Regions from separate parts of the Homo sapiens genome. Here region 1 is linked to region 2. The links are chromatin contacts, found by Hi-C or POLR2A ChIA-PET in ENCODE. All regions are on one chromosome and are shown on one strand. Each heading gives the region's core, a stretch centred on a gene start or an enhancer-like site at or near the end of the contact. The rest is flanking DNA. Distances are from core to core; before and after follow the strand shown.

Region 1 (3,248 bases), core at 548-3,047, 53 kb after region 2:
GCAAATATTTACTCAATTTATCAACTGCACAATACAACATCGCCATTTATGACACTATTATTCTGCTCTCACCAGGGGTCTGGCCTTTGAAATGTAACCTCCGTGTATCCAGGGATTTCTCACTGAGCTTTAACATTTTACCCCCAGATAGTACTTGGCCCTGGAAACACGAAAGGCGGAGATTTGACTGTTATAAGGAGGAAAATAAATCTTTTTTTCAATTTAAAAGATGAATTCAAGTTAACAGACCTAGAAACGTTGGCTGAGCCTCCAAATGGAGACATGTGTACCCGCAGTCCCAGGCCATAAATAATCACGGCATCTGGCTAGCGAGCACCCAGTGCTATAAAGAATTATTGGACCATAAAAATAAGCCTTCAGTAATGTATAAAGAACCCCCACAACTCAACAACAAAAAAACAAACAGCTCGATTCAAAAATGGTCAAAGGACTTGAATAGACAATTTCTTCAGAGAAGACATACAAATGGCCAATAAACCCATGAAAAGATGCTCACTATCACAGGTCATTAGGGAAATTCAAATCAAAACCACAATGAGGTGCCACCTCACAGCCATTAGGGTAACAAGTATCAAAAATAGAAGACAGCAAGTGCTCGGGATGTGGAGAAACTGGAGGATGTGGGGACACCGGGACCCTTTACATTGCTTGAGGGGATGTAAAACAGGGCAGCCGCTGGGGAAGACAGTGTGGCGGCTCCTCAAAACCTTAAAAATAGAACTGCCATATGACCCAGCAATTTCACTTTTGGGTATTTCTCAAAAAGAACTGAGAGCAGGGACTTGGGCAGATGCCTGTGCACCCGTGTTTAGGGCAGCCTTATTCACACCCACTAAACATGGTCCAACCCAAGCGTCCGATAACGGATGAACGCATAAACAAAATGTGGTCTATCCATACGGTAAAGCATTATTCAGCCTTTAAAAAAGGAAGGGGATTCTGGCACCTGCCACAATGCGGATAAACCCTGAGGACATTATGCTCGGTGAAGTAAGCCAGACACAAAAGGCCCACGATGGTATGGCTGTGCTCAGAGACTGACGGTCATCAGATTCACAGAGACAGAAGGTAGAAGGGGGTGGGGGATGGGGAGCACTTGCTTAAAGGGACAGAATTTGTTGGGGAAAATGAAGGGGTTCTAGGGTGGACGATGGTGATGGCCACACATCATAGTGAATGCACTTAATGCCACACAACTGTGTACTTAAAAATAGTTAAAACCACTCATTTCACGTTAAAGAGCCTTCGGTGACAGTCTCAGGTGAGCTGATGTCATGAGCGGGAGACAGTGAGGGTGTGGACGTGTGGTTCATGGTGCAGCAGGGTCAGCCTTGGGGACCCAGAAAGCTGCACCGAATGTCGCCTCGGAAAAACGAAACAAAGTCAGGGCTCGCCCTCCCTTAAGTCTCCTCTTTCTGTTCGGACTTCACCTCCACCCTGCCTGTGTTCCTAACTTTGAAAGCTGTGGTGGGCGTGGGGAGTGGAGGAGCTGGGTGCCCCCCCGACCACCTGCCAGCCCCAGCTGGGAGCAGAGGCCTGAGGACGCGCACTGAGGGGCCAGGCGTGACCTTCTGCCTGTCATTTTTTCCTCTCTTCCTTTTTTTTTTTTTCGCTTTTCTTCAAGATTTTATCTTTTTGGAGCAGCTTTAAGTTCACATCAAATTACAAGAAAGGTACAGAGAGCTCCCACATACCTGACCCCCCAGAGCCTCTGCATTTCCAACAACGCCCAGCAGAGGGCGAATTTGCTACAGTTGATGAACCCACAGTAACGTCATTATCACCCAGAGCCACAGTTTTCATTAGGGCTCCGTCTCAGTGCTGTACGTGACGTTCTCATGGGATCTCTGGGGTGCCGATTTTTCCGGCCGGAAACCTCTGTGGCTGCAGCGCCTTTGCCAGAGCTCTTGTCCTGCGTCTAGGAAGAATGAGGTACGCAGACAAGTGAAGCGTGAAGAAGAAAAGTTGTATTTAGTGTCAGAACAGCTCAGAGGAGTGGGTGGCTCCTCTCGTAGGCAGGTCGTCTCTCGAGTGTTCAGCTTTCAGCAGAGAGGAGGCCCCAGAGAGGGAAGCTGCTCTCTGCAGGCAGGTCATTCAGATGTCTCTGCAGGTCTCTGAAGCTCTCAGCAGAGAGGGTAGCTCCTCTCTGTGGACAGGTTGTCTTGCCTTCTGCTGTTCTCAGTGGAGAGGGTACTCCTCTCTGCAGCTGGTCATCCCATCCGGTCGTCTCTCTGCCCTCTGTCCTCTTCATCCTGTGACCCTTCTCTGCCCTGCTCTGGCTGAGCCCAGAGCTTGTATGGACCTCTGAGGGGAGGAAGTGCATGCCGATTGGTCCATAAGTGGTCATGGGTGGGCCCAGAAGAGGCATCAAGAGTCCCCACTCCTGTCTGCAGCACTGGCAGCCCAGCCCCCAGCCTTCAGGCCCTCGCTGGCCTGAAGGTAGGGCCTTCCTGGGGACCTGCCCCTTCTACCCAGAAATCAATCTGCCTCCCACGGCCCTTCATGGCCCCTGGGCTTGGCCCCAGCCCCAGCTCTGAGATCGGAGCAGGCGCTAGGAGTGGAGAGAGGCCAGGCAGCAGAAGACACCCCCGAGCCTGCAGGGATGTGGTAGGGGGGGTCCTTCCTGGGGCCCCTGAGGGTGTAGGCTGCAGAAACACCCAGGTCCTGTACCCGGGAGGGCGGCCACAGCTGCACCTGGGAGCTCCCACCAACTCGGAAGGGGCAGGGCTCCTACTTGTCCCTAGCTCCTGCCCGCTTTTTGGAATAGGAGGCCCAGGTTTGCAGCCGTGGGTGCCGCAGCTGCAGCTGTACCCGGGAAGGCAGATCTTGCCTGTTCCCAGCTCCCTCAAGTGCACAGGGAGGCTCATATCCACAGCTGCAGTTTGGGCAGCTTCGTAGAGCAGGAGGCCTGGGTCTGCAGCTGTGGTTTGGGCAGGTGCAGCAGCACGGGGAGCACGGACAGCTCCCTTCCGAACTCAGAAGGGGCGGGGCACCCACTGGCTCCATGGAGTGTGAGGCCCCAGCCACGCTTCCCTGCTGCAGGCGGATGATGGCAGCAGCCACTGCTGTCAATGTAGGTTTGGCTACATGTGTAATGACACACATCCTCCATTATAGTATCATAGAGTTGTTCCACCGTCCCAAAAATATCCTGTGCTCCACCCATGCACCTCCCCTCCGTGCTCCACCCACGCACCTCCCCTCCGTGCTCCACCCACGCACCTCCC
Region 2 (3,337 bases), core at 663-3,162:
AGGGACCTGGCTCCCACGGAGCCCAGCTGTTACGAGCTGCAGGTCCGGGAGCAGGATCGGTTCTCATCATTTAAACCTGCGTGTGGCAGCGGTGGAGGCCAGCCTTCTTGTCCCATGCCTGCCTCAGGATGGGCCGGGCTCCCAGGCGGGGCCTGTGTAGGTTTGGGGTCACTCACAGGGAATCTTGCCCCTGCCAGCCATGAACCCCAGGACACAGCGTGTGTCCTTGTGAGGGAATTTGGGAGAAACGGACACTTCCGGAATGCACGTTCCCAGGCCCTGAGTGCTAGATATGCACAGGGGCCTCAGACATAAACGTAAAGAAACAGTGGTTTTTCTTGTTGGGCGGGGACTCCAGCAGTGGAGAGGAGGTGTGGAGCCCCTCCCACACCCAGCTGCCCCCTCCTGAGAAGGACCCAGCCAGGCTTGCAGAGGGTCCGAGGGTCCAGCAGCTGAGCTGGCTCATCTCCTTCTGTGCAGGAGGCTGGCCAAGTCCACGCTCCTGCTTATCCCGCTGTTCGGCGTCCACTACATGGTGTTTGCCGTGTTTCCCATCAGCATCTCCTCCAAATACCAGATACTGTTTGAGCTGTGCCTCGGGTCGTTCCAGGTAGGTGTGCGGAGGCGGCCGCCCTCCCCCGAGCGCGGGTCCTGCCTGACCATCTCTTCTCATTGCAGGGCCTGGTGGTGGCCGTCCTCTACTGTTTCCTGAACAGTGAGGTAAGTTCATGGCCGCCTTGGAACCAAGCACAGGTACTCACTTGCTTCCTGAGATGCTGCCCAGCCTGGTGCCGCAGCCCCCACACATGCCTGTCTTCCGCGGGCTCGAGTTACTGCCCGGGACCCCACAGTTCTGTGTCCCCATCAGAGAACCCACAACGACACAGGCAAACCCACTCTTCTGGGCCCAGCTTCCAAACCCCGCCGTCCTTCCGTCCACCCTAAGTAGCATCGACTGCCGTCCGTCTCGGAGCCCTCTCGGGAAAGCTCCCGGCCGGGTCTAGACAGAATCTGTTTTTCCCCATGGTCGGCGTCTCGCTCCTGACCATAGCTTGTGAGTCCCAGAAAGCCGGGCCTGGGTTGGGGGGTGGGGCTGCACAGCGTCCTGTGAGTCCCTGGGGAGGAAGCCCGGAGCCGAGCTCTGCCCTGCGTTCATTCCCAGCCAGGGAGGCTGTCTCCGGGCTGCTCCAACGGCCTGGCCCCGTCCCCTGACCCCTGACCCTCCCGCCCCACGCTGCGGTTGCTGGCGCTTTCTTTGCTTGACATGCAGCTTTCACCAGCACGGCTTCTGCAAAGCTGAGCCCGAGTAGTGCCACTTGTCCTCCTCCCTCCTCTGCCGTCCGGGCACCCCTCACTCATCCCCACCCCCTCCCAGGGCTAACATTCCCTGCCCGCTGGGAACAGGGAAGGAGACGGAGGCCCAGCACCGTCACAACCCCGGCTGCTAAGGAAAATCTTTTCAGAGAAATATTAACTATCTGAGACTGTGGGACTGCGCTTACCGCGGCAGTGGCGATCCCCGAACCACCCACGCACAGTCTTAGAGTCTGGCAGCGTCCCCCGCCCTCCTGTGGCCGTCCAGTTCCCGCTCCCTCCAGCCTCTGCCCCCAAGGCCGTTTCTGTTTCTGTCCATCTGCTGGCAACACAGATACGGGAGCAGGCGGGAGGGAGAGCTGGAGGCTCGCGGGCCGCGCTTCCCATAGCAGCCGCCCGCACCTGCCCAGGCTCACGGGCGTTCCCGCTGCCCTCACCTCCCAGGTGCAGTGCGAGCTGAAGCGAAAATGGCGAAGCCGGTGCCCGACCCCGTCCGCGAGCCGGGATTACAGGGTCTGCGGTTCCTCCTTCTCCCGCAACGGCTCGGAGGGCGCCCTGCAGTTCCACCGCGGCTCCCGCGCCCAGTCCTTCCTGCAAACGGAGACCTCGGTCATCTAGCCCCACCCCTGCCTGTCGGACGCGGCGGGAGGCCCACGGTTCGGGGCTTCTGCGGGGCTGAGACGCCGGCTTCCTCCTTCCAGATGCCCGAGCACCGTGTCGGGCAGGTCAGCGCGGTCCTGACTCCGTCAAGCTGGTTGTCCACTAAACCCCATACCTGGAATTGGAGTCGTGTTGTCATTGACTCGATTTAAACTCCAGCATTTAGATAATCTTGTGCAAAATGTGTTTCAGCCGTATAGTGGATCCACTTTTTTTTTTTTTTTTTTTTTTGAGACGGAGTCTCGCTCTGTCGCCCAGGCTGGACTGCAGTGGCCTGATCTCTGCTCCCTGCAAGCTCCGCCTCCCGGGTTCACGCCATTCTCCTGCCTCAGCCTCCCATAGCTGGGACTACAGGCGCCCGCCAACACGCCTGGCTAATTTTTTGTATTTTTAGTAGAGACAGGGTTTCACCATGTTAGCCAGGATGGTCTCGATCTCCTGACCTCGTGATGGGCCCGCCTCGGCCTCCCAAAGTGCTGGGATTAAGGCGTGAGCCACTGCGCCCGGCCCAAGAGAATAGGGGAGCCAAGGAGGAAATGTGGAAACGCAGTTGTGTGGCCCAGCACGAGCCTGGGCGACCACCGGGTGACATCCGTCCCACATCAGGGCGGCCTCCCAGGTCCCATAAGGGTAGCCCCCTCATCTGCAGGACAGAGGGAAGCCAGTCAGGGCCCCCCTGACGTTAGGACCAGGAGAAATCAACAGGAGGGCAGCCCGTCCTCTCTCTTGGGGCGCCCACCCGGCCCGGCTGAGCCCTGCCCCACCCAACTCCACAGGGCTGTTTTGCCTCCCCACGGAAGGCGGGCTGAGGAGACAACCAGATCAGGAGAGCAAGGTCATGAAGGAGGGGACCTCTCCACACAGGTGTTCCGTGGGACCCTCAGCAGCTCTGGCTCTGCCTCAGGAGGTCACCTGCCGCCCTGTGGGAGCCGCAGAGCCTGACGCTCAGCCCCAGGCCAGCTGCGGCCAGGCCTGCGGGCCCCTGGTGATGGGGTTACGTGGGGTGCGGGATACAGCTGAGTGGGAACCGGAAACCTATTCTCTTTTTAACAAAAATAATCTTAGGATAAGAATTATTTTAACAACATATAAAACTGTTTCAAGCCCTCCTCCCCAGAGCTGGCGCTCAGCAGCCCTAGCGGCTGCTCCTTCAGGCGAAGGGTGGTTTGCAGATGTGGGGAGGGTGTCTGGGGACGTTGCTGAGCCAGCTGCAGAAGGGTGGGGATATCAGGGCACAGTCTCCATGTGTGTGCCAAGCCCTGGCCCCCACAGCGCTCGATGGACCTCAGCAAGCTGCCCAGCCCTGGCCCAGGTGCCCCGACTGTGGGACTCAGTTGTTCTGAGCACATTTGACTCCACTTTT

What was found. Hi-C counts contacts between places; a loop is a spot of excess contacts on that map. ChIA-PET counts read pairs that join two places held with the same protein, here RNA polymerase II (POLR2A). Pooled maps may share reads with other maps.
Region 1: a pooled map shows a loop between it and region 2 (2.4-fold over the local background). The contact joins two enhancer-like sites. A Hi-C loop is called at or near these places in 4 of 50 pooled maps. POLR2A ChIA-PET finds 5 or more read pairs at or near these places in 2 of 52 experiments (HEK293T and PC-3).

Annotation. Positions count from the first base shown.
Region 1 is chr7:158,975,745-158,978,992 of GRCh38, reverse strand. LOC124901795 (a long non-coding RNA gene) reads right to left here. Exons shown (of 2, transcript XR_007060626.1): 2 at 1-2,325. Among named protein-coding and RNA genes, the nearest start is that of LINC00689, 31 kb to the left of the region's middle. RefSeq lists enhancers at 2,170-2,219, 2,230-2,349, 2,291-3,031. Within about 2 kb of position 1,797, at least 9 of the 41 ENCODE cell types and tissues checked have a DNase peak (open chromatin) inside an H3K27ac peak, as active enhancers do.
Region 2 is chr7:159,029,211-159,032,547 of GRCh38, reverse strand. It overlaps VIPR2 (vasoactive intestinal peptide receptor 2), which reads left to right. Exons shown (of 13, transcript NM_003382.5): 11 at 481-610; 12 at 679-720; 13 at 1,759-3,337. The coding sequence ends at 1,932. Among named protein-coding and RNA genes, the nearest start is that of LINC00689, 23 kb to the right of the region's middle. RefSeq lists an enhancer at 681-1,333. Within about 2 kb of position 1,912, at least 22 of the 41 ENCODE cell types and tissues checked have a DNase peak (open chromatin) inside an H3K27ac peak, as active enhancers do.